Linked DNA regions of Homo sapiens: regions 1 and 2 are each linked to region 3. A link is a contact called in ENCODE Hi-C data. All regions are on one chromosome and are shown on one strand. Each heading gives the region's core, a stretch centred on a gene start or an enhancer-like site at or near the end of the contact. The rest is flanking DNA. Distances are from core to core; before and after follow the strand shown.

What was found. A loop is a pair of places that touch in the nucleus more often than their neighbours do. Pooled maps may share reads with other maps.
Region 1: a pooled map shows a loop between it and region 3 (2.4-fold over the local background). The contact joins the promoter of ZMAT3 here to the enhancer-like site in region 3. A Hi-C loop is called at or near these places in 2 of 37 single-sample maps with no recorded cell type and 6 of 50 pooled maps.
Region 2: a map with no recorded cell type shows a loop between it and region 3 (10-fold over the local background). The contact joins two enhancer-like sites. A Hi-C loop is called at or near these places in 3 of 37 single-sample maps with no recorded cell type and 5 of 50 pooled maps.

The regions. Positions count from the first base shown.
Region 1 is chr3:179,070,277-179,073,598 of GRCh38, reverse strand. ZMAT3 (zinc finger matrin-type 3) reads left to right here and starts at 1,790. Exons shown (of 6, transcript NM_022470.4): 1 at 1,790-2,004. RefSeq lists silencers at 1,364-1,773, 1,914-2,063.
Region 2 is chr3:178,967,282-178,970,612 of GRCh38, reverse strand. All of the region lies in intron 1 of LOC124906307 (a long non-coding RNA gene), which reads left to right. Among named protein-coding and RNA genes, the nearest start is that of ZMAT3, 100 kb to the left of the region's middle. Within about 2 kb of position 1,457, at least 3 of the 41 ENCODE cell types and tissues checked have a DNase peak (open chromatin) inside an H3K27ac peak, as active enhancers do.
Region 3 is chr3:177,357,112-177,360,326 of GRCh38, reverse strand. No RefSeq gene overlaps it. Among named protein-coding and RNA genes, the nearest start is that of LINC00501, 64 kb to the right of the region's middle. RefSeq lists enhancers at 152-446, 1-798, 1,472-1,766, 1,653-1,892, 2,013-2,212. Within about 2 kb of position 1,791, at least 40 of the 41 ENCODE cell types and tissues checked have a DNase peak (open chromatin) inside an H3K27ac peak, as active enhancers do.

The sequences.
Region 1 (3,322 bases), core at 541-3,040, 1.7 Mb before region 3:
CGGAGAAAAGTGCTGTGGGACCTCATGAAAGAAGAGGCCTGGAAGGACAGGTAGGATTTGACAATTCAAGGGGAGGGGAGAGAAAGCATTTTGTATTCAAGATGCAGACAGAGCTAAATTACAGAGGCAGGAAATGAAGGGGCATGGATGGGGGTGTGAGTGAAATGATGAGGGGAGACTGGTGGAAGGTCAGATCGGAAAGGCTCCGCAAGGCCTACTTGTGGTCCTAGATAAGGAGTGTGGACTGTGAAGTTCTAAGACTGGCTAAAGACCATATAGAAAAGGGGCTGGAGAGTGGATTTTAGCAGCATTTATTATTTTAGAAACAATATAGCCCTTTAAAATAGTGACACATAAAGTAAATGTACCTATACAGCTGGAAAAACAATTCAGGTGATGGATTACTCTCCCCAAATGGCTGGTGTACACTGTGTGTATATGTTTGTACTTCATATTCATTGTACTTATGAAGTCTTTTATGGTTTGTTGTTGTTGGTATTGGATTGGTGCATTTTTCAGCCAAAGAAACAGCCTTGATTTCCTGCAGTTGTTTCCCTACTAATAGGGCACATCTTACTATACTTAGATCTCCTTGGCATTTTAATTCGTGTTTTAAAAAATAACCACACAATAATGCAAATGTACTTAATGCCACTGAACTGTACTTTTTTTTTTTTTTTTTTTGAGACGGAGTCTCGCTCTGTCACCCAGGCTGGAGTGCAGCGGCGCGATCTCGGCTCACTGCAAGCTCCGCCTCCCGGGTTCACGCCATTCTCCTGCCTCAGCCTCCCGAGTAGCTGGGACTACAGGCGCCCACCACCACGCCTGGCTAATATTTTTGTATTTTTAGTAGAGATTGGGTTTCACCGTGTTAGCCAGGATGGTCTCGATCTCCTGACCCCGTGATCCACCCGCCTCGGCCTCCCAAAGTGTTGGGATTACAGGCGTGAGCCACCGCGCCCGGCCTGTACTCTTAAAGTAGTATATTTGTTATCGTTTGCCACACACAAAAATAATACCCCAGCAGATCTTCATACGAGTTAATTTACGCTATAAGTTTAGAGCCGGAATTTCCTCAGCTCATCACTCAGTGTTAACATTGAAGATGTCCAGGTTGGTTATGAAGGATGTGACATCCTAGCGTTGGCCACTCTTTTCCTGGTCCTTCCTGTCTTGCAGGTGAGCCTCTGGGGGTCAGGAGAAAGTCTCCTCTATCTCCTGCTCACTTTCGTGTAGGGGAGGGAAGGTGTGTGTGTGGGTGGGTGGGGGCGTTTTGTGTGAGGGAGGCCGATACTGGGCAGGCAGCCACGCTCTTCTTCCTCCATCCTGGGGCGGAAGTGGGGAGAGCAGCAGTTTAAAGGTTCTGTTGCAGCAGTTTAAAGGATCCACTCAGCCGCCTTAACCGCCAACCAGCAGGCTAAGGGAGGAACAGAATGAACAATGTTTGGATCCCAATGACTGGAGATGAAAGTTGCAAAAGCTCTGCCCAGGCTTCTACCAAGGATTAACTTTCCAGGGCATCTGCTGAACTGCTCTTCGGGGCTGTCTGCTGAGATTGGCGGCGGGACCCTCCCGCCTCTCACTCGTGCCTTTGTTCCCCACGCCGGCCTAACCCCGCGCCCCTGCGCTCGCGGCCAGGGCACCTGACCCACGCGCCGCCCGCCGGGGATGCGGGAGCCGCCACTGCTACCGCTGCCACCGCTGCCGGGCCTGCTCCGCCAAGCACATGCGCAGTGGCGACGCCGAGCCGGCGCCCTCAGTCTCCTCCTCCACCGCCTCCCGGTTCCGCAGTCACTTCCTGCAGCTGTTTCCCTGTGGGTCGGGTTGGACTGACTTTTGACAGTCAGCCTTCGGCTGCGGAGGGGGCTCGGCGGCGGCCGGCGGAGAAAGTTGCTCCGAGAAGAGGCTGGGTCGAGCTGGGCCGAGCCGGGCGCGCAGGGCGGGCGTCGCGGGCGTCCCGGGCGGACGCGGCGCGGAGACTGCCGGCGCGTCCCGGGGGTTCCGGTAAGTGCGGGCGATTGGGAGCCGCGGAGCTTTCAGGACGAGCCCCTGGAGCGCCGGGGACTAGCGGTTCCTTTCCGATGCTCTTTCCATCTGCCCTCCACGTGACAGGGCTTGCGCTGCTTCTATTTATCAGTTTGCTTGTTTCAGGCATTTCACGTGGACCAGGTGGATCATCTGTGCGTGCAGCTGCCTTGGCCCTCTCAGTTGCCCCCGCCCCGTGGGAGTCGGGGGATTCCATCCTTCGTGATGGCATCCATACCGGGTTGAGGTGCGTGTGTGGGTTCGTGTGTATGCATGCACATCTTAGGAATGTAAGGTGGATGTGGGCGACGCTGAACTGTCTGTAGCTTTGATTCAAATCTGTAAACAGTTCTCTAGGATTAGGAACCGTCACAGCGGAGACTGAAAAACATTCGCCAATTCACCAAGGCCTCTTCCCCAGTTTTCTGCGTTCTTTTGAGCCTTCTTTATAGGATACACCTTGCCTCAAGTGATTATTATTATTATTTTTTTTAACTTTTCTCCCTCTCATTCCTTCTTGCTGCGTTCTGATGACCTCTGAGTAATGCTCGCTGCCTTTCCCTCATTTCCAGAATTCCCAATTACAGACTTACCTAGTTTGCTGAGGTGCTCCTAACCTGTTCCTTTATTCTATTCTCTTTCCTCTGTAGATTTCTCCAAATGAGACAAGAGATTGTCTTTAACACAGTATGTGAAGAGTAGGCCCCAGTCCAATCATTAAAACTAAGTATGCTATGACAATTAATTTTCTTTAAACAGGGTACCTTGTGAAGCTTTGATTTTCTTTAATGTCGTCTTAGCTCCTTTCCAAACCAGGACATTAACCAGCATAAATCCTTCATTTATGCCATCGCAAGCATCAAAGTGACTGGTTTTTAAGATTTGAAGAATATTTATGCCAGTCTTCAAATTAGTCCCTTTTAAACCAATGCAACAGTTGAACAGATCTGAGTTGCATGTTTTGGGTCTCTGTATTCCATCATTCATGCATTCACTGAAGACTTGGTTTTATTCATTTTAAGATTTATATTTTATACTAATTTTTGTTTGCAAATGTACTAATATTTGATGCAATTGTCATACATAGATTTTTTTGAGGAGTCGACATTGTGTTGATTGTTAAATATAACAAGAAATAAATTTGGGATATCAAGCTACTCTTTAAAAATTGTAAAGATCAAATGTGATAATGGGTAAATCTGTGTTTGGCAAGAATTTTTTCTTTAAATCAGGTAACTGTCACCTCTGGTAGGAGGCCTTTTGTGCCTCTGTTCTTTGAGAAGGATCTTTATTTTGA
Region 2 (3,331 bases), core at 208-2,707, 1.6 Mb before region 3:
TGTATTTTTAGTAGAGACAGGGTTTCACCATGTTGGCTAGGCTGGCCTCGAACTCCTGACCTCAGGTGATCTGCCTGCCTTGGCCTTCCAAAGTGTTGGGATTACAGGCGTGAGCTACTGTGCCCGGCCTGTCTAGATTCTTCTTGGCCTCTCTGTGCATGCATTCCTTCCTTCTGGGTGTGGGGCAAGACACTCTCTGGAATTGGGGGTGGGGTCTTATAACCTATGATTGAACAACTAGGCTAGATAGTTTCTTTATGGCAGATTTTTACATAGAAAGGTGGGAGGAAAGTTAGAGCAACATGTTCAGGTTTTATGGCTGGCTATGGGGAAAAAGGGTTCTGGTTTCTATAGCCCACTTTGGAGAAGAAGATTCCAGTTTCTATGACTAGCCTTAGGGGAGAATAAAAAGGCAAAGACAGGAGGGTAGGAAGTTAGAGGAAAAACTTTGGGTTCTGAGGCCTTTATTTTGGGATATCATTTTCTGAGCCCCAGCACTTAGTATTCAAAAAATGTAAGACTGCCTTGGTAGTGACCTTCTGGACACTGGGAACTTTCAATGAAAGATTATAGGGATTATTACTGGAATCCACCTGGAATAAGAATCTACATCCTTAAAATATTTTCTGGGAATCTGTGATCCTATGTCACTTAGTTCAGCCTTTGGAAGAATATGTCTCACGAATTTACAGAATTTACACCTTTCTCTTGTTAAGCCTTGGTAGCCAGACTTTCTGTTTGGAAGTGCCTTTTCAGATAAGACCTAAATCTCCCTTGATATATGGAGCCTCCTAGAGCCAATCTGTCTTTCCAAAGCTGAATATGAAAAGTTTCCAGGCACTGCCACGTTATTGATGACTTCCATTACCCTTTGACGACTTAAATGACAGCCCTGCTGGGGAGAAAAACAAACACAATGGAGCTTCTCTTTCTTCTCCATTTTGCAATCGTACACACTCTTCAGTCTTCTACTTTACTTTTGAAAAATGTCTGTAGTCACTTCTGTCTACTCTTTCACTTCTGAAATGATTTTGAAATTGTTTTTTTTGAGTAAACATCTGAACTCAGGGGCCCGGGACTACTGTTGGTTGGCCCAATTGACAGCCATTAATTTAGTGAACCTCTTATTCATTTCATCTATGTCCATGAAAATTACCAGCAAGTTCAGGGTCAGGAGGGTGTGTAAGCATTCATACACAGTGTGTATGTGTGTCTGTGTTGTGTTTGGTGTGTGATAGAGAACTGATTGATAACAATCGGCCCTATGATCCTCCCCTTTCTGGGTGTCCTAGAAGATGGGCTAAGGGTATGATGAGAGAGGGGTGTTGAGCTTTCCAAGTTAATGCTGTAAGTATTTATTAGAGGGGTAGATTATGGAAGAGGATAGAGTCCATATTTAGCTAGCGTCTTCAAAGAGGAACTGATACCTTCAAGTGAAAGAAAATGTGCATGTTGCCTTATAGAGGCGTTCTTCCTGGCAGGTGACATGCTGTGGCTTTTTATAGAAATGCCTAAATGTCTCAATTATTCTTGCTTTATTTAAATTTTTTCTTTCTTAAAAATAGGATAAATAATAACAGTGACTGCTTATTACAGAAGAAGGTGATTAACTAATGAATTTAAACTTACTTGAAGTTTCTGGAGAAGACTGCTTTGGAAGAAAAAGGCCTATTAGTGTTAAAACTATTAATTATCTTCTAAATAATAATTGTTTATAGATGATTATCAGTGAATTCTAGGACTTGAGCCTCTCTTCCCCCATTTAAAAAATTAAATACATATGTGCAGATTAAATATCTATGTCTTTCATACGCAGCTATCAATTTTGGAGTCCTTGTTGGGACTGGAGGTCAATAGGAGTCACCTTCTTATGGTTTTACATTACCTCTGACATTGCAGATAAATTCACAGTCAAGGAAGTGCTTTTGCAGAAGTTTTCTTAGGTCTTGCAGAAACCTAGTGAAGAACGGTGAGGATTAGCCATGGGGGTTTGGAGTTTGCCACTCCGTGACTCTGCCATTCAATGAGCTCAAGCCTCTGGTCCTGACTCATCTTGTCTGTGCTTCTCCCATCATCCCTCTGCCCCTGCCTGTGGAGAGGTTGGGGTCTGCTTTGCGCCATTGTCTCCTCACTCCCAAGTCTTATCCGTGGTGACTGGGTCTATGCCGGAGAGGAGGAGTCCTCTCATTTGAACTGTGGCATCTTAAGGCTCTATGTGACTATTTTGCAAATGTTCTTAATGATAGGTTTAGAGTTTTCTTTCTTTTCTCTTCCTATACCCTTTCCTCTTCATTTCCTATAGGGCAAAAAGAGTGAAGATAGTAAAGAGTGAATCCTATAGATTTGATTATTTTCCATTAATAATCCAACAGAGTGTGTGGCACATGGTAGATGTTCAATAGACAGCTGATAAATTAATGAATGAATAACCACACTCATATCCACACTGGAAGGTGGTGTATATGGTTGTAGAGTGTGAGCTCTGGAGTCAGACTACCTGGGTTTGAATTTCAGATTTAGTAGCTAGGAGACTTTAGGCAGGTTACTTAGTTTCTCTGCCTCAGTTTTCTTATCTGTAAAGTAGGGATAAAATTCTCTCTCTTGAATTTCTTGTGAAGAGTAAATGAGTTAGTAAGTAATAAGGGCTAAGAATAGTGCCTAATACATATTAAGTACTCAATAAATGCTATTAAAGTATATTTCCATATGTAATCTCATTTTATCCTAACAACTATTTGGTGACATAAATGAGACAGGTATTTCTGGACCTAATAGCTGAGGAATCTCAGGTTCACAGGACTGCTAAGCAGTAGAGGGATGTCTAACATTCATTCTGATTCCAAGGTCTGATTTTTCTAGATTGAAGTTATTTGTTTAGTTTTGAAGGTGATTAAAAGACATTTAAAAAGAAAAGCAATTAGCTTTGATTTCAGTAAAGGTTATGGGTCTTGTAAAAGGTCAAAATCACTTTCTGTGGTTGAATGAGATGAAAAGAGGTTGAATGAAGTAACAAAGATAAGAACTGGTGCTACAGAAATAATGAGTCGTTATCAAAACACCTCAGTGTCTCGGGGAAGAGCGAAAGAAGCACTTTGGAATAACCAAGAGAAAGAATTAATCAATCTGATTTAAAACTGAATAATACCTTCTTTATTTTTCAGTGTTAGCACTGAGCTTTTGCTGAAAATTCACTTTGCTCTAAAATGGCCTAATTTTTCCTTTTAATTTGCATTTCCTTCCTGCCCAGATGCGACTGGCAGCAGCCCAGTGGTAGTTCCACTAAAGCAACTGTGCTACAGCACCTCAATTTGGATCTCAGAGCTGTCCTTTT
Region 3 (3,215 bases), core at 542-3,041:
TATCGATATCTAAAGTGCATCTGCATTTAGTGAAGCAAAAGCTCATAGTCTGTTTCTAATTTGTGCCTTGCAGATGCCCTCCCCACTAGGGAAAGGCCTGGCTCTGAGCAGCCGCCCCTCCCCGAGGCCGCCAAGCTCCCAGTTCAGGCCCTTTCTTGGGCAGCCGGAGTGCTCCTCTCTTAGATAATGCCAGGTACTCTGGAAAGTAGCCGTGTAATAATACACAAACCCCTGATGATGTCAGCGTGTTATTGACTTTCCAAGTCTGAATGACTGAGCAGAGGAGCGGGGGTGGGGCGCAATCCATCCGGCAGCGCGGAGACCGGCCAAGCGAAAATGGGCTCGCCAGCCTGGCGGGGGAGGGGCGGCTCGCAACAGCGGCGGCTGCTTCGAGCTCCGGCTCTGCCGCCGCGGCGTCGGGGTCGCTGCCGCCCAGCCCAGGCGGGGCTCGGGTTCCCGCTCCTCTGATGTTTACGTTTGGTCAAAAACTCCTCAGACAGAAATAACTAATGCCTCCCCCCGGAAGCTTTTACCACGTGGCAGAGTGGGGTCACAAAGGGGGGAGCAGTGGCACGAAGGGGATGGGGAGGAAGACCTCCCTGTTCCCTCCCCCACCCTGCAGGGGCCTTCCTCTTAGGCTGCAGAGCCGAGGGTCGCTCTCCGTGGTGGAGTTCCCTCTGCAGAAGACCCCTGGAAAATTGCACTTCAGCAGTGGTGACATTTTATAGGCCATGATTTGCTGCATTTATGGCTCTGGCAGTGCAGGTGCGGAGTCGTAGGCTCCCGTTCTCACCCTGCAAATTGCTCACAGTGCAATCTGTCATCTTCAAGGCTAGGTGTGAACCGGGCAGGGTTGCCCTTAAAACGGAATTGCAGTTAAAGGCCGGGATCTGGAAGGAAGCGCTCTACCCCGGGGCGTGGCCTTTCCCACCGGCTCTGGACCTTTCCTTCAAGCCCCGCCATGCGCGCCCACCGACTTGGCTGTCGCAGCCTGGGGGCACTGGGCGCCCTGGGCTCTGCCTGCCTGCAGAGCTCTCATTCTTTCCGTTCCAGGCCTGTGGAATCCTCCAGTGAACAAGGCCTCATGCTGGCCTCTGCCCCACCCCACTGCGAGGAGCCGCTCCTCCTCCGAGGCCTATGGTTTTTCTCCCCGCGGAGTGGGCTTGGTGGGAGCACCGCGTGGCGCAAACAGCACGGGGGGACTTTGGAATCGCCTGGACTTGAGCCCTGCCCCACCACGTGTTCGCTGTGTGAATGTGGACAGGGTGGTTACCCTCTCTACAGCCCGCGTCTTAAAATGGGAGTAGTAACAACCCCCTCAACAGTTGTTCTGAGGATTAAGTGAAATTCAGATTTCATAGGAGACCTTTTTCAATAGTCAAGTCTCTCGCCTTTATGAGTCAAGTTCCACTGGGGCCAGAGGCCCTGTGGTTGTTTCTGAAAACAAGGTCAGCAGAAGTGCTAGACCCATTGTTTCCTCAACTCAGCCCTTCCCCCTACACTCCTGGCAAAGTGGAGCCCGCAGCCTCTTCCGACCCACTTCCACCTTCACCCACACCCACAGGCTTACAGGGCAGAGCTGTTTTGTTGACGGGGCGGGGGTGGGGGTGGGGACGTGGAAACTGTACCTCTGACCTAAGCTGGACCATTCACGGCCCTTCTCAAATTTCCCTCCCCCACCTTGCCACAGGGGATTGGTCCCAGCGGGAAGAGCTGACATATTTGAATCCAATCAAAAGCCTTCTTGGGAAATTTTGAAACTGGAAGTGAAAAAGTCAGTTTCTCCCCAGGGCTAAAACTGCAAGATATTATAACATACATGACCATGTTTCCCATGGTCAGGAGAGGAGAGGCAAGGCCAATCTGAAGGCAGAAACAGAGATAAAGATCGAGCAGAAAACAAAGATAGAGCCTCAGCCACAGCCAGACAGGCTGGGAGAGAGCGCTGAGGCCAACAGGAGTCTAATGTTATTGGCAGCATCGGTTCCTGTGTCCCTGGTACAGCCCTGCCTGCCCCCGATTCCTTGCGACAGCCCATTATTTTTTGCCACAAATTCTTATTGTTTAACCTAGTTTGTGTTTTTGTTGCTTCTAATCCAAAAATCCCATGGCATTTACTAGTTTAACTTACACAGTATGTCAGTTGAGTTCAAGAGCTCCCCAGCCCCATTATAACCCCCCGAGAAGTCTTCTATCCTCCGCAGCATATGTCAGTGCCCCATAACAAGGTGCTCAATAAATGCTCTTCAGATTGCACTGAGCAAGTTGTGAGTGGACGGGAAGTGCCCTGGTGGCTGTTGAAACTGGAGGCTTCAACTGGTTAATTTAAAGGGGAAGCATCGCCAATTGCCACAGACTTCTAGAAGCCCATTTATTGTACCCTAGTGGTAATTAGGGCTTATTCAAGTGAATAGAAAGAGAAAAGAGAAGAAACTTTATCCCCTCTAAATTGCATTTAATAAAAATCTTGGAGAAAATGAGTGAATTGTCAGGCTTAATAATTTCCCCTGGGTCTTTGTTGGAGGGAGGCTGAGGAAATGTACAGTATTCTACATTTATAGGACAGCAGATCTGCATTTTAACAGAGTAAAATGCAGTCGTGGCTTACCCTCCTTTTTTCCCCCTTCATTTGTTTCCAAAGGGTTTTTTTCCAGCTCATGAGTCACTTCCAGTCAGATTCAAAGACAAAAGCCGGCTAATTGTGTGTCCATGAGTCAGGGTCCCACCCTGCCTTATCTGAACACCCTTTCTAGCTCTGAGAAGACAGAGCAATTTTCAGCCTATAAGGCATTGAGTGGAACCTGTTACACACCGCTTCTGGGTCAGGCTCTTTAGGGAGCAGTCCAGGCCCTTCCATTTCCTTCTGGCATCTGGCAGCTGATAGCACCTTGGGGTGTTTCCTTGCCAGTGTTATTTTCAGTCAGGAACTGTGCAGTCTACCCTGTTCCTAAGGCACCCTGTTGAGCCCAGAGAGATAAAGGTGAATTTAAAAGGAGGTCTAAACCCTCTAGCAATTTATCATATAATGAAGGAGAAAGGCAGAAAAGAATCACTGTTAGACAAGCTTTGAGGGTTATGGAAGAGTAAGTGCTAAGACTAATGATTTCTCAGTCTGCACCCCTTGCTGTCTCTCAGCAGCATTTTATCTGGTTGACTTTCCAACTACTTGAAACATTTTATTTCCAGACCTCCCTGATGTTACTTTGTTTTCCAAG